Linked DNA regions of Homo sapiens: regions 1, 2, 3 and 4 are each linked to region 5. A link is a contact called in ENCODE Hi-C data. All regions are on one chromosome and are shown on one strand. The core of a region is the stretch at or near the end of the contact, and the rest is flanking DNA. Distances in the headings are between cores, read along the strand shown.

The links. A loop is a pair of places that touch in the nucleus more often than their neighbours do. Pooled maps may share reads with other maps.
Region 1: a map of CD8-positive, alpha-beta T cell shows a loop between it and region 5 (14-fold over the local background). The contact joins the promoter of RNGTT here to the promoter of CEP162 in region 5. A Hi-C loop is called at or near these places in 2 of 168 maps with a recorded cell type or tissue (CD8-positive, alpha-beta T cell and naive thymus-derived CD4-positive, alpha-beta T cell) and 8 of 50 pooled maps.
Region 2: a loop to region 5 is called in a map of CD8-positive, alpha-beta T cell, with 10 times the contacts of the local background. The contact joins the promoter of SMIM8 here to the promoter of CEP162 in region 5. A Hi-C loop is called at or near these places in 2 of 168 maps with a recorded cell type or tissue (CD8-positive, alpha-beta T cell and naive thymus-derived CD4-positive, alpha-beta T cell) and 5 of 50 pooled maps.
Region 3: a pooled map shows a loop between it and region 5 (21-fold over the local background). The contact joins the promoter of HMGN3 here to the promoter of CEP162 in region 5. A Hi-C loop is called at or near these places in 2 of 37 single-sample maps with no recorded cell type and 8 of 50 pooled maps.
Region 4: a loop to region 5 is called in a map of CD8-positive, alpha-beta T cell, with 12 times the contacts of the local background. The contact joins the promoter of CFAP206 here to the promoter of CEP162 in region 5. A Hi-C loop is called at or near these places in 2 of 168 maps with a recorded cell type or tissue (CD8-positive, alpha-beta T cell and naive thymus-derived CD4-positive, alpha-beta T cell) and 7 of 50 pooled maps.

What each region holds. Positions count from the first base shown.
Region 1 is chr6:88,962,016-88,966,775 of GRCh38, reverse strand. It overlaps RNGTT (RNA guanylyltransferase and 5'-phosphatase), which reads left to right and starts at 3,158. Exons shown (of 16, transcript NM_003800.5): 1 at 3,158-3,430. The coding sequence starts at 3,367. RefSeq lists a silencer at 2,861-3,095 and enhancers at 3,079-3,458, 3,813-4,739.
Region 2 is chr6:87,320,994-87,325,726 of GRCh38, reverse strand. It overlaps SMIM8 (small integral membrane protein 8), which reads right to left and starts at 3,139. Exons shown (of 4, transcript NM_001042493.3): 1 at 3,095-3,139. GJB7 (gap junction protein beta 7) reads left to right here. Exons shown (of 3, transcript NM_198568.3): 2 at 2,684-2,861. RefSeq lists a silencer at 3,028-3,317.
Region 3 is chr6:79,231,546-79,236,015 of GRCh38, reverse strand. It overlaps HMGN3 (high mobility group nucleosomal binding domain 3), which reads left to right and starts at 1,334. Exons shown (of 7, transcript NM_001201363.2): 1 at 1,334-1,470. The coding sequence starts at 1,456. HMGN3-AS1 (HMGN3 antisense RNA 1) reads right to left here and starts at 2,342. Exons shown (of 2, transcript NR_040671.1): 1 at 2,089-2,342; 2 at 1-1,954. RefSeq lists enhancers at 1,216-2,005, 2,006-2,796 and a silencer at 2,009-2,058.
Region 4 is chr6:87,405,614-87,410,465 of GRCh38, reverse strand. It overlaps CFAP206 (cilia and flagella associated protein 206), which reads right to left and starts at 2,494. Exons shown (of 13, transcript NM_001031743.3): 1 at 2,377-2,494; 2 at 519-631. The coding sequence starts at 626.
Region 5 is chr6:84,225,115-84,229,481 of GRCh38, reverse strand. CEP162 (centrosomal protein 162) reads left to right here and starts at 1,839. Exons shown (of 27, transcript NM_014895.4): 1 at 1,839-1,902; 2 at 3,030-3,145. The coding sequence starts at 3,089. RefSeq lists enhancers at 1,364-1,523, 1,425-1,925, 1,926-2,426.

The DNA of each region.
Region 1 (4,760 bases), core at 1,909-4,408, 4.7 Mb before region 5:
CAGGTGATCTGCCTGACTCAGCCTCCCAATGTGCTGGGATTACAGGTGTGAGCCACCGTGCCTGGCCTTTGAGCTCTTTTCATAGACATCATGTACACAACATATATATAGCTACACAGACAGGCAGAAGAAAACCAGTCCCCATAAGATCCTTTTTCACAACCAAACTTTAAGGAGAATATAAACAGGGATCCTTATCATTCCTAGCCTAGTGAAAAAGAAAAAAAACATCTGGTTTAAAAGTTAACTGTTGATGGGGTGAAGAAAAAAGGATGCCTGGGGGAATAAACCTTTTATTCTTAGGCAAATGGTTCCTCTACCAGGGAGAGAAGCTTATCAGATGGAGTTGAGCCTTGGCCAGGGAAGGGGAAGATGCTGTGGACATGTGGCATTCCCCAGCCCCAGCTGGGAGGGGAGAGGGAATGAGGAGCTGCGACTTGCCTATCCTTCCCAAAAAACGAAGGCAAAGGCCATGGAAAGGCCCCTGACCCCAGGGAGCGATGGGAGTGGGGGCATGGTTTCCCTACCCTCAGAAGTCCACGCATGAAAAGGCTTAGAAATGACAGTGAAAAGTTTTGAGTCCCCGTGTCACTCAACCGCTTCTCAAGCCCCACATTGGGTGCCAAAGCTGTTGTACGACTTTCTCCTTAGTTCAGCTAAGAGCTGGGTCCTGGTCACATGGCCATGAAATATTAGGCTCACAGATGCCTTGAAGGGTGAGAATGGAATTTATTGGGCAAAAAGAAAAAAAGGGAAACAGAGACTCTCCCCAAAGCCAGAGTGCTTCCTGCCTGGTAGACTGAATCCCAGGTTCCACCTAGGAAAAGGAGGGGCCAGGCTCCTCCCCACTGCAAATGGCGCAAATTTCCCAAGGCTCCACCACAGGGTGCATTCCTCCCAGTGCTCAGGTCAAAAGGAGATTCTGCCAAGGAATCCTTCCCACCTGGCTGTCTTACCAGCACTTTGGGAGGCTGAGGTGGGAGGGCTGCTTGCAGGAGTTCCAGACGAAAAAAGTATAAAAAAGTTAGTGGGGTGTGGGGGCCTGCACCTGTAGTCCCAGCTCCTTGGGGGCTGAGGTGAGAGGATTGCTTGAGCTTGGGAGGTTGAGGCTCCAGTAAGGCTGCCCTGATCATGCCCACTGCACTCTAGCCTGGGTGAGAAAGTGAGACCCTGTCTGCAAAAACAAAAGATTTATCTACATATCAAAGTGAAGAGGAAGGATTAATAAATATAGGTTTTTCTCAAGGAAAAGTCCTAGGAAAAGGGAAGACAGATAAGATCTCTCTCTTTTGCCAAAAGAGAACGTTCAATCTTATTTTTTACATGTACACACTCTTCCTTATGGGCAAAATGGATGTTTGATGAAAGACTCACCAATGAAGAGAATCTACATCTGATAAAGAGGAGATCAAGACATATCTGGGAGGGTGTCAGGGGTTCCAGGAAGCGGGGGAGGAATCATGTTGGTCTGTCTGTGAGCATCTATTTTTCTTCTCACAGAGTAGTAGAAACTTGGGACTAGGAGCAATATAGGCAGAAACACACATCAGGCAAGGCATTCCTGACAGGCAGAGAGAAACTGCCTGCTCATCGGGATGCCACTCTCCTACTCTACTCTCTATTGTGGACAAAAGGTAGCCACAGGGTCCTCCCAATTCTGTGGCAATGAGTATGGAGAGGGCATAACTGGATAGCAGAATAAAAATCCAGTGCACATTGCTGCCTTACAGCCAATAACAGTTGCTCGCCAGTGGTATGAAGCTTCTGTGTGCCTAGGACTGAGCTACTGGGTATAGCGTGTGTGGGAAGGGGAGTCACCAAGGGGAGTCATCCCCAGAAGGGGAAGGTAAGATACTCTTCCAGGATCAGGCTCACCTTTCCCATCCTTGGAGGGGGTCTGGGGATGGAAGGTTTTTACCACTTTGGGCATGGTACACACTCTATCAGCAGAAAAGGGAATTCATCGGAGATTATTTGGGTAGACTGATGGCCTTAAAGGAAACTGGGTATTATCTTGTTCTGTCAGGGGAGGAGTTTACACCTTCACTAACAGTTCTGAGCAGATGCAACAGCAGGACAGACCAGAAGTGTGACCTAACTCAGGCTGCCTCAGAGAGATTGCTGTTGGACTGCCTCTATTGATGGGACTCTTACTGAGGGGGTCCAGGCATTCAGGGGGTTGAGCGTCCCAGAAAGTTCCCCACCGACGCTTTAAAAATGTATTCCCTGCAGCCTTACGTTCTTGCAGTTCCAATATAGCATTGGTGTTTAAAGCCAAACTACATTATAATTGATTCGCCATCATCCAGCTTTATATTTAACACTTTAATCTGGTAACAAAGGAAAGGCTCGTTAAAGGACGGCATTTATAAAAATTTTTCAAGCACCTCTGCTTAACTCGAAGGGAAAATAAAAGGCACTGTTTATTTGGTAGGCCAAGGAGAACAACGCCACGAAGAGGTTCTCCACTGATCAATTCCTACCTTTGTCAATTATACCACATTAATTAGTAACTTTTTTTGGAGACATGGACCCTCTCAAACTCCCCAGTATGCTTTGAAACTTTGATCCAGAAATGTACAAACAAAACTCTAAGTGTTCTGGAATTAATTTCAGAAGCTTCATAGATCCTCGTAAGTACTCACCAAAAGAAAAATTCCCCATTTCTGGTACTCCAATCTCATGTCCTTAGAATTCTCCTAAGACTTGTTCCCTTGAACAACTTTCCCTAATTGCAAATCAAACCTAGATCCGGCTGGGACGCCAAGCTTGAGCTGTGGTAACGCTCAGAAGGCCTCTTTTCATCAGTAAAATAGATGCCTTAACGGAAGTGGCGGGCAATCTACGCATGGAAAGGCGCTTGGCTTCCCTCTTTTTTGGGTTTCTCTAGGTTGTCTGGATGGGAAAAAAATACACGCTTCGTCCTGCGGAGTTCGGTACGAGGGCAATTGCACATGCGCAAAGGCGAACCAGTAGCGTCCGGGCGCGTCCGTGGAGCGGGACGGGGCGGGGCGGGGCGGTGCCGAGTGGGGCGAGAGAAGGCCCGCTCCTCCCATTCGTCGCGTCCTTAACTCTTTGCTATCCTTCCGCTGAGCTTCCTCTTCTTTCCCTCTGACCTCGGAAAGGGGGCGGGGCTTTCGGGGGCGGAAGTTGCGGTGCATTGTGGGTTCTCCTGGAGCTGTGGAGTTGATCCTGAATGAAAGTGGCGCGCCGCCCCTGACGTTACCCGGATCGGAGAGGTTGGAATTCAGATTACGGCTGCGATTCGGGTGTCTCGGACCCCGGTGTGCACCGGACCACGGGGAGGCGGCTCCAAAGGCGCGGTGAACGTTGGTGAGGGAGGGCAGCTCTGCGCAGCCCCAAGACATGGCTCACAACAAGATCCCGCCGCGGTGGCTGAACTGTCCCCGGCGCGGCCAGCCGGTGGCAGGTAACCTGGACTGGGGGGCGTTCGAATCCCCACACTCCAACGTGCCCGGGGGTGGGCCGACTGAGGAGCTCAGCTTTTGGTGGTTCTGTGCCCATTAGTGGTATTTCAGGAGCGGGATATGCTCCGTCGGATTACGCTTCGTGGATGAATGGGAACATGAACGGGAGGGGATGGTCGGCGGATGGGGGGCACTTGTTACTATTCCTGCAAGGCTAACTGTGCGAATGTGAAGGTAGACAGGAGGTTGGTGGCAGGAGGTGAGGATCCAGGAATACAGTGGGCGTACTTTGAGTCTTAGTAGTTTGCGAACCTGTTAGGGTTCAACCTTCCCCTCGAAAGAAGGGATGAATATCAGTATTGAGATGGAGGAGGGTTAAGGAGGGAAGGGGCGGTTCCCAGCGGTGAAATGGGGTCACATTGAGACTGGGAATCTGGAGGGTGTTTTTGTTAGTTTTTTATTTTTATTTTCTTGTGAGACAGGGTCTCTTGCTCGGGCTGGGGATCCTCCCACCTCAGCCTCCCAAGTAGCTGGGACTACATGCTCCTGCCACCGCACCCGGCTAATTTTTTTATTTATTAAAGTATATATATATTTATAATGTATATATTTGAGACATAGTCTCTCTCTGTCGTCCAGGCTGGAGTGCAGTGGCGTGATCTCGGCTCACTGCCTCAGCCTCCCAAGTAGCTGGGATTACAGGCGCGTGCCACCACACCCGGCTAATTTTTGTTTTTAGTAGAGACAGGGTTTCATCGTGTTGACCAGGCTGGTCTCCAACGCCTGGCCTCAAGTGATCCGCCCGCCTCGGCCTCCCAAAGTGCTGGGATTACAGCCGTGAGCCACTGTGCCTGGCCATAATTTTTTTGTTTATTTTTTGTGGAGACAGGGTTTCACTGTGTTGCCCAGGCTGGTCTTGAACTCGTGGACTCAAGCGATGCTCCCACTTCGGCCTCCCAAAGTGTTGGGATTATAGGCGAGAGCCACCCCGCTTGGCCGGGTTTTTGTTTTTTTTAATTATTTTTCTTGTAGTTTTTTTCATCTTTATTGAGCTTGAATACAATAAGCTTTAAAGCGTACAGTTTGATAAATTTTGACTGTATATACACAAATATATCTCTTTCCTAGGAAACAACCATGAAACCCCTCAAAGTTTCCTCTTGCCCCTTTTTAAATCCCTCCTTCGCCTGGCAGCCACTGATCTGCTTTCTGTAATTATAGATTGGTTTGCATTTTCTAGAAATTTTTAAATAAATGGAAACATATAGTGAGTACTCTTCTTGGGGTGGAAGGAAGTGTGTGTGGCTTTTTTCACTCAGCATAATTAATTTG
Region 2 (4,733 bases), core at 1,890-4,389, 3.1 Mb before region 5:
AGAATTTTAGACCAATATCCTTGATGAACATTGATGCAAAAATCCTCAATAAAATACTGGCAAACGGAATCCAGCAGCACATCAAAAAGCTTATCCACCATGATCAAGTGGGCTTCATCCCTGGGATGCAAGGCTGGTTCAATATATGCAAATCAATAAATGTAATCCAGCATATAAACAGAACCAAAGACAAAAACCACATGATTATCTCAATAGATGCAGACAGGCCTTTGACAAAATTCAATAACCCTTCATGCTAAAAACTCTCAATAAATTAGGTATTGATGGGACGTATCTCAAAATAATAAGAGCTATCTATGACAAACCCACAGCCAATATCATACTGAATGGGCAAAAACTGGAAGCATTCCCTTTGAAAACTGGCACAAGACAGGGATGCCCTCTCTCACCACTCCTATTCAACATAGTGTTGGAAGTTCTGGCCAGGGCAATTAGGCAGGAGAAGGAAATAAAGGGTATTCAATTAGGAAAAGAGGAAGTCAAATTGTCCGTGTTTGCAGATGACATGACTGTATACCTAGAAAACCCCATTGTCTCAGCCCAACATCTCCTTAAGCTGATAAGCAACTTCAGCAAAGTCTCAGGATACAAAATCAATGTACAAAAATCACAAGCATTCTTATACACCAGCAACAAACAGAGAGCCAAATCATGAGTGAACTCCCATTCACAATTGCTTCAAAGAGAATAAAATACCTAGGAATCCAACTTACAAGGGATGTGAAGGACCTCTTCAAGGAGAACTACAAACCACTGCTCAAGGAAATAAAAGAGGATACAAACAAATGGATGAACATTCCATGCTCATGCGTAGGAAGAATCAACATTGTGAAAATGGCCATACTGCCCAAGGTAATTTACAGATTCAATGCCATCCCCATCAAGCTACCAATGTCTTTCTTCATAGAATTGGAAAAAGCTACTTTAAAGTTCATATGGAACCAAAAAAGAGCCCACATCGCCAAGTCAATCCTAAGCCAAAAGAACAAAGCTGGAGGTATCACACTACCTGACTTCAAAGTATACTACAAGGCTACAGTAACCAAAACAGCATGGTACTGGTACCAAAACAGAGATATAGATCAATGGAATAGAACAGAGCCCTCAGAAATAACGCCACATATCTACAACTATCTGATCTTTGACAAACCTGAGAAAAACAAGCAATGGGGAAAGGATTCCCTATTTAATAAATGGTGCTGGGAAAACTGGCTAGCCATATGTAGAAAGCTGAAACTGGATCCCTTCCTTACACCTTATACAAAAATCAATTCAAGATGGATTAAAGACTTAAACGTTAGACCTAAAACCATAAAAACCCTAGAAGAAAACCTAAGCATTACCATTCAGGACATAGGCATGGGCAAGGACTTCATGTCTAAAACACCAAAAGCAATAGCAACCAAAGCCAAAATTGACAAATAGGATCTAATTAAAGAGCTTCTGCACAGCAAAAGAAACTACCATCAGAGTGAACAGGCAACCTACAAAATGGGAGAAAATTTTCACAACCTATTCATCTGACAAAGGGCTAATATCCAGAATCTACAATCAACTCAAGCAAATTTACAAGACAAAAACAAAGAACCCCATCAAAAAGTGGGCGAAGGACATGAACAGACACTTCTCAAAAGAAGACATTTATGCAGCCAAAACACACATGAAAAAATGCTCACCATCACTGGCCATCAGAGAAATGCAAATCAAAACCACAATGAGATACCATCTCACAGCAGTTAGAATGGCAATCATTAAAAAGTCAGGAAACAACAGGTGCTGGAGAGGCTGTGGAGAAACAGGAACACTTTTACACTGTTGGTGGCCTGTAAACCAGTACAACCATTGTGGAAGTCAGTGTGGCGATTCCTCAGGGATCTAGAACTAGAAATACCATTTGACCCAGCCATCCCATTACTGGGTATATACCCAAAGGACTATAAATCATGCTGCTGTAAAGACACAAGCACACGTATGTTTATTGCGGCATTATTCACAATAGCAAAGACCTGGAACCAACCCAAATGTCCAACAATGATAGACTGGATTAAGAAAATGTGGCACATATACACCATGTAATACTATGCAGCCATAAAAAATGATGAGTTCATGTCCTTTGTAGGGACATGGATGAAATTGGAAATCATCATTCTCAGTAAACTATCGCAAGAACAAAAAAGCAAACATCACATATTCTCACTCATAGGTGGGAATTGAACAATGGGAACACATGGACACAGGAAGGGGAACATCACACTCTGAGGTCTGTTGTGGGGTGGGGGGAGGGGGGAGGGATAGCATTGGGAGATATACCTAATGTTAGATGTCCAGTTGGTGGGTGCATCGCACCAGCATGGCACATGTATACATATGTAACTAACCTGCACATTGTGCACATGTACCCTAAAACTTATAATAATAACAAATAAATAAATAAACAAAACAAAACAAAAGTATCTTTCCACCTCTTGGATGTAGTACTGTCTCTGAAAAAAGGGGAAAGGCTTTGCTGGCGACAGCCTGAGTACTGACAATCTGAGTCTCATCTGGCTTCCCCCAATGTCATGGACTACTGTTCGGTGCCGAAGGCTTACTCAAAGACAGACGCATTGGAAGCCTCCAAAAGAAAACTTCATTCCGTTAAGTTCTACACATTGTGTTGCAGGGCTGAAAAAGCACGAGTGTCCGCACTATGACAAAAGAAAAGCGGCGTCTCCTCAAAACACCACCATGTTCCCCTATGAGTCTGGTGAGCCAAGACACTAAGAAACTGCAGGAAACGAGAGAGTTCTCGGGGTGGGGGTGTCCATGGATGAAGCACCGAACAAACTGGAGCCCGCAAGGTGAGTACGGGAAATGGGCTCTGTGGGGCCAGAGAGCTTCACCGACTTGGGGTGCGGGTACAGGGAGTCCACGGAGAGGCAAAGATTTGGGCTATCCGAGAGGACGCTCCCTCCCTGGGAGGGAGACCGGCAGGGCAGCTGGGAAGGGCAGAGACGGGAGCGTGATGGTGCGGCCGCCCTGGCCCCTCCAGGCCGGCGCCCAGCCACTCAACACCACCGAAGCCGCCGCTTACCTTTCGCGGGGTCACCTCCTCTCCTCGCCCGAGACGCCCCGCCCCGCTTCGCCGCCCCGCCTGCTAGAGAGAGCGGCGGAGGGCGCCCCGCCCGGCGCCACAGCGTCCCCTGTCTTCCGGAGGCTGCGGCGCAGCGGCGCGGGGCTGCGGGGACCCATCCAGTGCTAGCCTTTCCGGTTCTGAGGACCTCGCGCCCCTCCTTGGGGTCTGCGGGCTGAAGTGTGCAAGGGACGTTTTTGCTTTCTTCCCTTTTTGACCTTTAGTTTTCCACCTCCCAACTTCAAATTACGTTCCAGTTCGGTGTGTATGTTTGTATAAATAAAAGGAGACATCTCCTAGAAGTATGTTTATTTCATGAAAGTGGAAAGCATTCTGATTTGGGAAAGAAAGCTAGATCTGATTTCTTCCTACCCCTACTTTAGGGGAACAGTCATTTAAGTGTAGAGTTAATACTCTGCCATTACGTTAGGGCCTTGAGAGTCCAAGATGCAGGATGTATGCAGGTGCAGTTGAGACAAGAATAGATATAGGGATGCTGGTTTGCACATACTTTGCTGATGTTTAAGTTTGTTGGGATACACGTGAAAACTGATGTGGTTTGGCTCTGTGTCCCCACCCAAATCTCATATGGAATAATAGCCCCCTTGTGTTGAAGGAGGGGCCTGGTGAGAGGTCACTGAATCATGGGGCCGACTTCCCCCTTGCCATTCCCATGATGGAGTTCTCAGAAGATGTTTGTTTATAAGAGTGTAGCACTTCCCCCTTCACACTCTCTCTCTTTCTCTCTCTCTCCTGCACCACGGTAAGACGTGCTTGTTTCCTCTTCCACCATGATTGTAAGTTTCCTGAGGCCTCTGGAGCCATACCTCCTGTACAGCCTGTGGAACTGTGAGCTAATGAAACCTCTTTTCTTTATAAGTTACCCAGCCTCAGGTGGTTCTTTCTAGCAGTGTGAGAAGAGACTAATACAAAAACCAAAAATAAAATTCTAAGCACCACCATCACCAACCCACCCCTGAAAGGAATGGACCTCTGTCTTGGCCAAGGTAATCTCAAAAAAACCCTGAAAAATGAGTTCAGGCCCTGATGGGAAGGGGTGGGCGGTTGGATATGCCTCATTATACCTTCCTCCCGTTGGAGGTTAGACACAACTGACCAGCATTAACATTAAAACGGAGATCGTAAGACTGGTAAAATATACTGTAGCAATAAGAAAATTCCAACCTGACTCTGGAATAACATCACGTGACACATAGTGGGACCTGAAAGAAATAAAAATATGTTACCCCAAAATATATTTATTTGACTATTTTGAAATGGCCTCGCAAAGCTGTCTCTTGTTGGGGAAAACTTACATTCTATAGAAAATCTCTTTCCCTTACTAGATCTTTTTTTTTTTTTTTTTTGAGATGGAGTGTCGGAGTGTCACTCTGTCACCCAGGCTGGAGTGCAGTGGCATGATCTCGGCTCACTGCAACCTCCACCTCCTGGGTTCAAGCAATTCTCCTGCCTCATCCTCCCGAGTAGCTGGGACTACAGGTGTATGCCACCAAGCCTAGCTAATTTTTGCATTTTTAATAGAGACAGAGTTTCACCATATTGGTCAGGCTGGTCTCGAACTCCTGACCTCAGGCAATCC
Region 3 (4,470 bases), core at 85-2,584, 5.0 Mb after region 5:
AGTGGATTTGGCCATATTTGTAATGTAAGGCTTCAACACATTTTCCTATGATGTGAGCTTTGCCTGCTAAGATGATTCTGAAACTAACTTTGCCCAATTTTGCTTTTTCTATAATTTCATATGAATGCAATCATTCAGTGTGGTCTTTTGTATTTGACTTCTTTCGTACAGCACTTTGTTTTTGATATTCATCCATGTAGGAAAATTTTTTATTGTTTTTTATTGCTGAATAGTATTCCACTGCATGTGCTCATCACAATTTGCTTACCCATTCACTAGCGCTTTTCCTGCATCTGCTGAAAGGATTGTTTTTCCCCCTTTATTCTATTAATCCTGCCAATTACATTGATTGATTCTCAGATATTAAAAAAGCAGCTTTGCATTCCCAAGATAAGCCCCACAGGTCATGATGTATTGTCCCTTTAAATGTTGTTGAGTTTCATTTACTAAAATTTTGTTCACGACTTTTGTGTCTATGTTTATGAGTGATATTGGTCTGTAACTCTCTTTTGAAGTCTTTCACTGGTTTTGGTATCAGAGTAAATCTGGTCTCATAAAATGAATTCAGAAATATTTTTGCAATGCTCATTTTATGCCTTGCAGAACTTTGAGAAATATTACGCATAAAGTGTAACATGACGGGTGTCATTCAAATATATGTCTCAAATATAAAATAATCAGTTTTTGCCTTGTTCTTTCTTTTCCTAATTTCCGTAACAAACATGTCCTATTCGTCTTCACATCTAGTTTGAAGTTAGCTGAATTAGTGAGTGATTTATAATCACAGATTTCAGAAAATTAGAGCTAAGTGATTTTAGGGACTGTTGTCACTATATATCTAGGGGGGGAAACTGAGGCCTTTAGAAGTTGCCACGCTCTTCCAGTACAGAGTACCTTCCCACGCTTTACAGATTCCCACCATGTAACATTCATTAAAAGCCTTTATGGGTAGGAAATGAATAAGGTACCTGCTGTGTATATATTTACATTATAAAGTTTACGTATTCATTCTTACTCTTTTTCCTTCCTATGAAGACACACACTGTTCTTATTCTTACAATCTCAAAGAGAGAGCAGCGAAACAATGAAACTTCAGGATTGTGTGGCCTGGAGGCTACTAGTTGAACTGGGCATGCTCAGTCGCCAGGCAGATTTTTTTCGGTGAAGTGGAAACTACAACAGCGCGTACCGCGCGCGGAGGTGGGCGTGCCCTCGTGGAATTTAGAACGTTGCCTCAGCCAATGGGGCCTCGCGGCCGGCTGGCGGGGCTCCTCATTGGAGCAGCAGGGAGGCGAGCAGAGGGCCCCCAGAGGGAGCCGCGGAGGTGCAGGTCGAAGAGGCCGGGCTACGTCGTGCCCTGCGCGTGAGCAGCTGCAGAGGCAGAGGCAGCATCCAGCGGCGGCGCCAGCAGTTCCAGTCCGTTGCTTTACTTTTTGCTTCACCGACATAGTCATTATGCCGAAGAGAAAGGTAAGTCTTACCAAAAAAAGATTTCAAAAGCCTTCAAATTCTGCTTACAGTAAATGCTGGCATTGCAATGGCTCGCGCAGAACGCGCGCGGTAGTAACCCGGGGATTGGGAATCTTTGCTCCTCCACGCTTGTTTTTAGATGCCTGTTGCAGACGTTCCTCTCTCTGTCCCCCCTACCCACTCCGTCCTCATCGATCTCTTAATGTTACTTTCTCTCCAGTGACGCGGTTTCCCTTCTTTTTGAACTCATTCTCGCTGGAATGTTTTCCACCCCCAACAACAAGAAGCAAAAGCGGCTTTCCATTCCGAAAGGGAGTTTCCTCTTTGCAAACTGCCAGGTTGCGAATTAGTGTGAAGGGAAAACAGCGAGAGGAGAAAAACAAGTACAAGCGTAAGGAGAGGGAAGAAAATAAATCAGGCAAATGTTGGGATTATTCCCATGCGGCTGTACTCGCGGGCTGGGTGCGCTGCGGTGGCTCCTAGGCTAAGGGAAAGAGAAAGCCATGTTTAAAATAGCGCTCACCCTCCTGCTCGCCTCCGCTGCAGACCCGTATGTACCAACTCCAGTGTCAATCAGGGCTGGGGCCGGCGAGGCGGGGCCTGGCGGCCTGGACCTACCCGCAGTTCGGGGCGGGAGCGGTGGAGTTGGCAGCGTGGAAGACGGGACGGCGCCGGGGCGTCCAATATGGCTCGTCCAAGGTCAGGGGGCCACCAGGTCCTCCCCAGCGACTGGAACCCACACTCGGTTGGGGAAGGCGGGGTCCGCGCGCTATCCGCCCCTCTGCGCGTCTAGCGAACTGGAGTCATTTTTGTCTTGTCTTCCGCCCCTTGCGGACTGTCCTCTTCTGCGCAGGCCCCGGACACCAACTACTACATTCAGGGACACAAATCTCCCTCGGGGTGGGGCTTCGACTTGTCCCGGGGAGGGAAGGGAAAGGTTTCCTCCTCCCTGAGAAATCAGTGAGGATTTCTCAGCTGGTTCCTAAGCAAGTGCTTTGCACCCTCCCACCGCCAGCCTCAGTGTTTCCAACAGTGTCAACGAGTGTGGGTATTAAATTTGAAGCAAAATTACACCTAATGTCTTGCTTTATCAAAGACCATGGACTAATTTGTGTGTGAGAGTGACTGCATTATTTTAAAATACTGAAGTTTTAAAAATTCAAAAGCTTTCCCCTTCTTATATGTTATTACTAAAAATTGGGTAGAAACTTGTCTCCTACCCCACTTTTTAAAAATAATTGAAAGTGTTTAAAAGTCTTAGAGTTTGTTGTGCACATACTGTGTCCCTCACGCTGTGCAGAATTTGACTTGCATTATCTCATTTAATCCTGAAAACAGCTTGAGCGGTGTTACCCCCATTCAGCTGGGACTTAAAGACATAAATTGTCCTGCATCTCACCAACCAATAACTACTAGTAAAGATTTAATCAGATGCTATAGATGCCAAAGTCTTATTCTCACCCATTTCGTACTCACTTACGAAAGGGTGGGTCAAGAGGAATTAAGGAAATCCAAAGGTACTCCCAGTTTAAGAAGACAGATGGCATATTAAGAGCACTAATACTTGAGATTTATTATTTAAACTTAATTTTATGAAGGTATTTTCTAGCCCTGTTTTACTAGAATTAGGATATTAAGTGATGTCACCATTTTCAGCATTTTGACTGAGGGTTAATGATGGATTGGAAATTCTAGTAGAGACAAAGGAACTAATCATCAAGATACGGGTTACAGAGTAAGTGAGCTGGAGGCCATCTTTTTTTCCTGGGAATTATAACCATTGTTTACATAAACAGTAGGTTAGGTGTGCACACTTTATGTATAATGGACCCTGACGATGGAACCCTTCCTTGCTGTTTATTCAAGGGCCAGAGCTGCTGAAACCATTATTCTTACTTCCCCTGTCTGCCTCTCTCAAGGAGACGGAAGGAAAAAAAAAAAAAACTAAAATAACAGTAAAATTACAGCTACAGTTTTATTTCCCTGGAAGGCAGGGAACCCCCATGCATAAGCTAGCCAATGGTCCTGAGACTAGGGGCAAAACTGTGTACAGGCACCTGTGTGTCATTCCTGAGGACATCAGAGTGTTCTCCGGTGATGGAAAACCTCTCCTTGATTAATAGGAAGGCTTTCCATTTATACCTGAAGCCTAACGACCTCAGTTGGTACCTGGGCAGGAACAACCTCAGATTAAACACGGCGATCATGGCCATCCATCTATCAGTCAAGTCTTAGAGCAGCCTCATGGAATCCTGAAGTTCACTGGAACTTATGTGAGGAACCACTGTCATTAGGTAAAGCCTGCTTAGATACAAAAAAGAACTGGAGACAATCCATGCATAGCTCTTCAAGATCTTCAAAGCTGGGGTAACTGCCAAAGCATTTACATACTACACAATATTTTTCTTGACTAAAGAATTGTCTGCTCTACAATATAATAAGCTTTTAAAATGTCCCCCTAGTACTTTTTTGCCTTCTTAGCCCCCTGTATCAACCTTTCCTAGAAATCAAGAAATGTTATTTAATGAACATCTGAGTAAGTTGTTCTGCAGAGCAAGAAGTGGTACAGATAAAGTCAATGAAAACATCTGGAATCCTAGCCCTGTTGTAATGCTGTAGGGACATACAGTTTTTGCCCTCTTGGAACTTGTGTTTAATTCAATGAGGTGATAAGACTAGCAGCACAAAACAGTTGAATAACATTAAAACTGTGTATGTGTTCCAGAATGTGTAGTTATAGATCCCACAAGCAGTAGGACAGATAAGGAAAGTTAACTTTAGGCTGGTCTTAAAAGTGTGGGTAGGACTCAAATATACAAAGAAGTCAGAGTCATTTTTTGTTACCAGGTATTCAAGTGTGTCTCCTGATTGTATCTTAACATGACCAGGCCTCAGTTTTGCAACTTCAGGGCTATAATATCATCTGAATTAATATTAAAATGTTCTGATGACATTTCTTTGTAAGTTTTATGTGTATCTTTGTGTGTGATAGTCATAACT
Region 4 (4,852 bases), core at 1,245-3,744, 3.2 Mb before region 5:
GTTGGTTTTCCAACTATTCTTCTTATTACTGAACTCATCAGTACCCTTGTTAGAGGTTGAAAAAAGGAAGCAACAAACATCAAACTTGAATATGGTGCTAGAAAAGTTATATGGGGAAATAAGTTGAAAGCAATGGCTAGGTTTTCAATTGGGAAACTATGGCATATTTTATTGTATTTTTATTGTGTATTGTTAACCAAAAGCAAGAACAGAGAAACCACAGCAATGAGTAATTTTTAACAACGGCAAACAAAAATACACGTCAAAAAATTCCCACACAGGAGAACATTATTGATGTTTCCAAAACTCATCAAGGTCTTCTAAATGTCTCTATAAATCTAGAACTCACATGCTCTATAAACTTTTTAAAAATGTTTTCACAAATTTGTCCAATTATCTCGTTATGCTTCAACTGAAAAACATTTATGAAAGCCTCACAGAATTTAAAGGGGAAAATGGACACCACATCTTAAAAAACCTCTTAATAAAACAGTAATCACAAAAATATTTCTTCTTACCATAAAAGCAATCAGAGTTTCAGAAACAATCTCTCCATGGGCTGCACATTCTTGTCCTATTTCTCGTATAATACTCCTTATAACACTTTCGGCCTGAGTTGGAGGCATTCTGGCTAAATAAAACAACAATTTTTTTTAAAAAAACCGTGGTTTTATGCAAATTTATTTTTTTCCTCTTTTGATTTCTGCAATATTGTATTTGTAAACAGTCATAATATCATCTATTAGCTTATTAGCATTTTTATTAGTATCTAGGCCTCTCCTGTTTTTCATTATTTTTAAAAATGAAGGACTTTATTGAAGACAGACAACGATTGGGATTTCAAATAATTGAAACATTTGATAAATAACATTTTCAATTATTTAAATTATGGTCACTAAACATATATTCCTATCATGATATTCTTAATTAAAAAAAAAAAAAAAGGCTAAGCAGGCTGGGCGCGATGGCTCACGCCTGTAATCCCAGCACTTTGGGAGGCCAAGGCAGGCAGATCACCTGAGGTCGGGAGTTCGAGACCAGCCTGACCAACTCAGAGAAACCCCGTCTCTACTAAAAATACAAAATTAGCCGGGAGTGGTGGCACACGCCTGTAATCCCAGCTACTTGGGAGGCTGAGGCAGGAGAATCGTTTGAACCCGGGAGGCGGAGGTTGCGGTGCCATTGCACTCCAGCCTGGGCAACAAGAGCGAAACTGTGTCTCAGGAAAAAAAAAAAAAGGCTAAGCAGTATTTGTAGGGGAGGGAGGTAAAATTAATGAGAAACCCAAGAGTACAGCTTTAAAAGGAGAAATGCTTATTCCACCACATTCATTAAATGACCCTTCAGAACTGTACTAGAATCTTGGAAAACAATTCTTGCTCAGATCATTAAAATGATCTTTTCCGCACATCTAAAATAGAGTTCAGACTCTCGATAAAAAAAAGCATTTACTATAAGGAAAAAGTGGTAGGTTTTGATCGAGTTTTCTGATTTTCCTGAATATCAGTAACTAAGCACAATGGAAGTTGGCATGTAGAGTATAACAAAGGCAATATCAGGTAGATAAAGCCAACTCCTCAGCATTATTAGCTTTCCAATGGATGAGTACGAAGCACTAGGCATTTTGTCCAGTGAAACCAGATTGCCTGGATTCCATGGTGACCCGACCACTGTCCAGCTGTGAGACCTTGGGCACTTGCTTCACTTCTTTCCAGAGGTGTGAGGACTAAATTAGTCCTGTTTTTAGTGGTTACAACAGTGCGCGGCTTAAGGGAATCGCTTAAAACAGCTTATAATCAGTACTCCAAGATCACAGGCAGCGCATGCGCAAGTGCCAGTCAGTGGGAGAGTCCGTCGCGCTCCGGATCTGTGTGCGCGCTCCGGATCTGTGTGCGCGCTCCGGATCTGTGTGCGCGCTCCGGATCTGTGTGCGCGCTCCGGATCTGTGTGCGCGCTCCGGATCTGTGTGCGCGCTCCGGATCTGTGTGCGCGCTCCGGATCTGTGTGCGCATGCGCGCCGCTGCCGGGTCGCTAGGGACGCGGCTCAGCACCTTCCCTGCACCCACCCTCCAATTACTAAGTCTCCCGAGGTCCGGCTTCTGGGGTAGCCAGTGGAGCGAAACAGAAGCGGGAGGCCTCAGGCACCCGCGCAAAGGCTAGAGGGCAGCCCTGCAGCCCTGGGGTGGCGCCTCCGGCAGGAATGGACCGCTGTTCCAGCTCTGCGGCGGCGCAGCCTAAAGGATCGAGACTGAGAGCTAAGTCTCGACGAGGCAGGACGCGGTCCTCCAGCCGCCCGAGCTCCGCCAGCCGCCCCAAGCTCGCCGCCTGGCGGGGTACGCCTCCGGGTCAAGGGCGCGGAGCCCCGAGTAGGCTGACCTGGATCGGAATCGACAGCAGGAGCCGTGTCTGTCTGCTTCTGTCCTGGGGCCCTCACCGCGACGGTCGGAGCAGTTGGGCGCTCGCAGCCACCGCCGCGTAACCATGGAGATGGAAGGCTCCGGACCAGAGGGGGCGGGGCCAGGTGGGGGTGGGGCGGGGTCCCACTTTGAGGGTCTTTCCCCCAAAAGATGGGCTGGAAAAACTTTAAAAACAAAGGAATTTCAGGCAGAGACATCTTAACCTCCGTGGTTAAGACTGTGAAACACAAGTTCTCGTAAATAAGGATATTAACTTGCTAGCGTGGGAATGATGAGGCGGCTTTGAAAGCGGGGTGGGGGAGAGGGAGGAGCCAGTTGGAGAGGCTGGGAAAACGGAAGGGCTGTATCCTGGGCAAATAGAGTTCTTGTAAAAGTATCTAGTTTTAAAAAACAAAAGTAAAAAGTATCGAGGTTTTATTTCATGTCCCGTTGTTCAAAGGAAGTCTGTAACAGAACGCTCCAAGATGCCCGAAGAGAAAACTGCTCATTCAAGAAGCACATGATAAGAACACATTAGTGTCCGAGTCAAAATAATGAGGTTTTATCCCTTAACGATAATATCGTTAGGCCCACCTTCAGACGTGAAAGTGTGAAAAAGGATTAAATACTCATTAGAAGGAGAGCATCAAACAACAAGGTTTTATTTTTAAACAGTAATTTTTCTCAAACTGCAAACAAATATGCAGAATATGCTTTGCTTAAGGACATTCCCTGATTACTAGGAAATGAATCAACACAAAAACTCAAGAATATACATCATAATATAACACAATTTTATTTCCGCCTTCTAGAAAATGTTCCCGGAATGTGGAAGAAGCTTGTGTAAAAATAGATGTTCAGAGTAACAAGATTTATAATAGCACAGCCTTAGAAATCTAAACACGTTATTTAAGTAAAATATCAGGCAGGTATTTAAAATTATGTTAACAAAAACCTTGTGTTTGTCTTATATTTGTTAAAAGCCAAATGCGAAATTTTTATATAATATGACTTAAACTATATTGACATACATATAATGCACAAAAAGTGTAGGTCAGTTTTTCAAAATCACAGCAAGCAATTAGATCTAAGGATGGAATTATAGGTAAATTACTTTTATTTCTTTATACTTTTCTGTTTTTTCTAGATTTTTCCATAATGAGTATATATTGTCTTATGATCTATAAAACAAAATTTAAAAATACAAGGGAGATGAGACTGGCTATTTGTAGAGAATGAACCCAATTTAGATATACAAATATACTGTAAGTATACAAGGTAAAGCAACCAAAGGACGGTGAGATAGCAAAATTTTAACAGTGGTTGTAACTTTGTAATGGCTTATGGCTGATTTGTCTTCTTTATACTTTAAGATAGCTACCAAAATGTCTTCCATGAGCATATATTATATATTAGAATATTAAATATCTTTTAAGATGGTAAGAATAATACCATCATATTAAGTATAGTTTTAAACTAATGGGCAAATCCTGGCACAAATACTCCCTGAAGTATGTTTGATACTGTTAATTCCTACTTAATGTCAATGTTTTCTTCTCTTTCTGTTACTAATTTAACCCTGTGTTGGGAATGACAGTGTTCTCTTTTAAAAAAAAAAATCTCTCAACCTCTTTCTCAGTGAGAGTGGCCTGTGACATGGTCTAGCCAATGAGATGTAAGTGTAATCACTGGATGAGGTGTCAGGGAAAGCACTTCCATTTTATGTCTATTGCCTTTCCTTTTCTTTCTACTTGAAATGAGAATATGCTGGCTGAAGCTCCAGCAGCCTTGCTGTGAACATAAACATGAGGGTCACATCTTAAGGATGGTGGAACAAAAATGAAAAAGGAACCTGAGTTCCTGGTAACGTCATGGAACAGCCCTATCAGCTTCTTGACTGGCTATCTCCAGACTTTGCATGAGAGAAGATAAACTCCTATTTTATTAAGCTACTATTATTTGGGTTTTTTGCTACATTCAGCCAAACTGAATCCCTGACTGCTACAATGGGTATGACTTTGGAAGTATTATTTAGCGTTTTGTGCTACATTGAATTATTCTCCCTAATCCTTCATGCCTCTTAGCATCCACACCTTTGCCATGGACTTTGGTGGAGTATACTTCCCCAATCCTTGATTTTGAATTTAGCCATGTGACTTGCTTTGGCCAATAGGTTGTGGTGAAGCAACGGTGTGCCAAATCAGATCCAAGATCTTAAAGAGACCCCATATTTCTGCTTTCTCTCTTGTGCCTGTATCATTGCCATGAGAAGTACATACAAAGCAAGCTCTTTGGTCCCAGAATCACATGCATATGGCACAGAATTGCCTGAACCGATCTTTTAGTAAGATGCAGAGATGCCCAACTAGGGCCCAGCCTAGATCAGCCAAACTCCAGTCAACCTGTAGATGTGTGATAATGAATGAGTATTGTTTTAAACCGCTGAGTTTTTGAGT
Region 5 (4,367 bases), core at 590-3,089:
ATATGGGAGAGAGGGAACTCCCAGATTTCTGTCTTGAATGAGTAGGTGTATGGAAGTACCATGAAGTGTGACAGAATAAGAGTCCAGAAATAAGCCCTAAGAAATTCTAACATTGGCCAGGCGCGGTGGCTCACACCTGTAATCCCAACACTTTGGGAGGCCAAGGTGGGCAGATCAGGAGTTCAAGACTAGCCTGACTAACATGGTGAAACTCTGTCTCTACTAAAAACACAAAATTAGCCAGGTGTGGTGGTGGGCACCTGTAATCCCAGTTACTCGGGAGGCTGAGGCAGGAGAATCAGTTGAACCCAGGAGGTGGAGGTTGCAGTGAGCCGAGATCGCACTATTGTACTCCAGCCTGGGTGACAGAGCAAGACTCCGTCTCAAAAAAATAGAAATTAAAAAAAAAGAAAGAAAGAAAAGAAAAAAAGAAAAAGAAGAAAAGAAAAGAAATTCTAACATTTAGAGGTCAGCTAGGATAGACAGAGACAGTGAAAACCCTTGAGGGGAGGCTATAAATGTGAAAGAAAAACCAAGAAAGAGAGGAGACAAGTGTATCAAATAGTATTGGGAGATCAAATAAAGCGCTGTCATATATGTACACTTACACACACAGAGACAGGATTAAAAGGTCTGACAAAAGGGAGGTAAAGTGGAAATAATTCCTCAGAAAAGATTGGCAAGTAAGGTGAGGAGACAGATCATTTCAACCACTGGGAAATAATAGCATGAAGAGAATGTGTCAGAAGTGATGTTTTAGGTGGGGATCTCAAGGCATGTTCAAATGCTGTTAGGAAAAATCCCACAGCCAGCCAGAAGTCGAAGATACAGGATTAAGGGAAATGACCAGTGGAACAAGATCAGTGAGAAGAAGAATGGGTAAAGGCTCTAGATCATATGTGGGAAGGTAAGTCTTTGATAGAAGGTGGCAGGAAGTCAACTTCTCAATAAATGGTAGCTTAAGATATTTCTTTTATTATTCATATTTGCATCATAGTCCACAGCTCCTGGTTTGTACATATTTGTATTGCAAGAAAGACTTGATGAATAAACAGTTCTAGCTAAAGATGAGGTCCTGAACTAAGTCTACCATCAGCAAAACCTGCAGCTGTTGTAGATTTTACTTACACTATGCTAAATGTTGTCCTCTGAAACTCCAGCTAATGTTGCATGCTTTGAAAAAAAGAAAAGAAATAGAAAACAAAATCCAAGTCAGTAATTGTGAAATGCCAGTAAAGAATGCAGTTTTGAAAAGTAGGGGTAGCGGGAGGAGCAATAACTTAATAAGAATCTTGCTGTTTGCGTATTTTCGATTTCTTGCCCACTAGGTGGTGGAACAGAGTCCCCATCTAAACGACAGTTTTTTTCCTCACAGGTTTGTGTTTCTCTCACAATGCCTACACAGGTCTTTGCAGGCCAAAGAAATCCAAGAAATTCAATCTCTTCAAAATTGCCCCTTGGAAAAACAGAGCGCTCGAATGACAAGTGTGGGGAAGGCGGGAGGCGACGATGCGGAGTGCGGAAACACAAGGACCAGGGGAGCTAAACTACATTTCCCAGAAAGCCACGGGCTGGCCTACAACCACCGCGCCCTCCAAGCCTGCTGGAAGCCTCCGTCTCGCTTCTCCAGTAACCGGTTTGCCGCTGTCCCCTTTTCTAAGGAACGTAGAGAAAGCCAGGGAAGGAAAGGCATTTTACTGCAGCAGCGAAGGTTTAGCCACTAGAGTGTCTTTCTCAGCCGTGGTTATTCCGACCTTCGCTTGTAAAGGCATTGGGAAACCCACGGCCCACGTGACCAGCCCGGGTCATGTGACTCCAGAACCCGGCAGCTGAAGTCTGTTACCCTGACAACTGGTGGACCCGCACAGACCTTCCGGGAAAGCGCGGAATTCAGAGGCAGAGGTAGGTGGTAAGGTGTGAACGCTGGTTTCCCACCCAAATCGCCCTGGTCGAGGCCGTGCTTCATACTCGAGCGAAGGGCTTTAATTTTCCAGGTCATTCCCCTTCTCCGCCCGGAGCCCACGGCAAATGCGTCTTTGTCTTCCCTCCAATTCCCGAACCCGCGCTTCTGGGGACGGGGTCGCAGCCAGGCTTGAGAAGCTTTTAGTGGAGCTCACCCCTGACCAAGCTATTCAGGCCAAGACCTTAACCGCACTTACCCTGAACTGATCGAAAGTGCAAATGAGGGGAAGAGGTGTTACTCTGCACGATGGGGAGGGTATTGTCCGGGTCTGCAAGCCCTCTTCCCCTCCCCCATCTCTACAGAAGAAAGCTGGGATTTGAGCTGCTCTAGGGAGTTCAGGAGCTGGGGGTCGACCCAAGGTTGGGTTCATTAGGTGTCTAGGGGAACGCTTTCCGTTGCAAATCACTGGATTCTGCTTGTGTTCAGCACATAATTTTTGTCGGTCTTCCCTCGCTTCAAAAGAAACATAGTACTGATTTGTGTACTCCATTAACTTTAAGTATTCTTTAAGTATTTTGACTAAATTACTAATTCTTACTAAATTCTATTTGTGTATATTTTGAAACATCCCCGTATCTGGATACAGTCTGCTTTACGAAACTATGCAGTCTGCTTTACGAAACTATTACTATGGATTGGTAAAATAACGAGCCGAGTGATAAGGCAGCACAAACTGTCGTGTGCTTTGCAAGAAAGAAACAGTCCTTTGGATTTGCTAACTTACAGTTTTTAAGATTCCCTGTGAGGACCTGGTTTGTGTTTGAGAGGTACTAATTAACACATGCACACAAACATAGGTTTGGGAAATATTGTAGAGACCACTCTTTAACAATTGGATGTTAACAGATGAAAACATAATTCTGAACGTTGAGTACAAGACATCCTGTCAAAGCTGCTTTTCCAAATCAGTTTGCTTAATGAATTAGGAATCTCTTGACCAGCTCTTACTGGTTAAAAAAAATTGTGCATATATACTGAATCATAACAAATGTCCGAAGTTTAAGTCTGGTCGTGTTCATGATCTGATGGATTTCCTCAAAAGATGTTTATGTCTCTTGTCATTTAGTGTTTCCAATGTTTGAGGTACTTTAGAATGTTTACTTTGGGAGGTCAAAATTGTTGACTATGGCTAACTGTTCCCAAGAAGAGCTAGATGAAGAGTTTGAACAGTTTATGAAAGAGGTAAGTTTATATTTTTAAAAGCTATATTGTCAAATTTGTCTCAAAAGACTCATCCTTCAATTCTGTCATCTCGAAGATACAGTTAGTCCATCACCAAACTCTGAATTCCCATCATCCCTCTAGCCCTGTCCCTTTTCTGCCACTGCTAGTTCAGTGCCATCATCTCAACTGGGCTATGGCAGCAGTTCTCAACTCATGGTCCAGCATTCCTTTCACCACACTGCAGTCAGACTCTGTTCCTCCCCAGTAAAAGACTCTATTGGTCTCCCATCACATGTAGAAAAAAAAAAACAAACAACTCCTCCTTACCATGGTTTTAAAGCCTTTCATGATTTCACTCTTACATATCTCACTGCCTTCATATCCCTCTTTCACCCACTTTATTTATTCCACAGTGGCCTTTTTTCTTTCCCAGACATTGCAAGCTCATTTCACCTTAGGAGCTTTGCACTCACTGTTCCCTCTGCCAATAATGCTCCTCCCTTACTCTTTACCTGGCTGGTGAAAATCTTAACTTAAATATCACCACTTCAGAGAGGCTTCTTCTGTTTATCCAGTAAAAGGTAAACACAAAGTCACTTCTTAATCTGGTATGTATTTAATTCTTTTTATAGCACTTAGCACATTAATTATTTTTCTTGTATGGGTCTGTTTTCTGCTTCCCATTATAAGAATGTATGGTCTGTAATGTGATGACTCTACGTTCATTGCTATTATATATCAACATGTTCACTACTATGTCTACAGTACCTAATAAATACTTAATAAATATTTGAATGAGTATATTAAATGGTTATACCACGTTCTGTGTACAGTCATGCACCTCATAAAGATGGTTTGGTCAGCAACAGACCACATATACAACAATGGTTCCGTAAGATTATAATGGGGCTGCCCTATAAAGGTGTATCTTTTTAATCTTTTGTACCATATGTTTACTTTTCTATGTTTAGATACAGAAATGCTTGCCATTGTGTTACAGTTGCCTGCAGGATTCAGTACAGTACATGCTGAACAGCTTTGTAACCTAGGAGCAATAAGCTATACCATATAGCCTAGGTGTGGAGTAGGCTATACCATGGAGCCATCTAGGTTTGTGTAAATATACTCTATGATGCTCCTATGATGAAATCCCATTTCTCAGAACATATCCCCATAATTAAGCGATGCATAAAACTCTATTTATATAAATGGAGGGGCCTTGTAGAGCATTCAAGAGAGT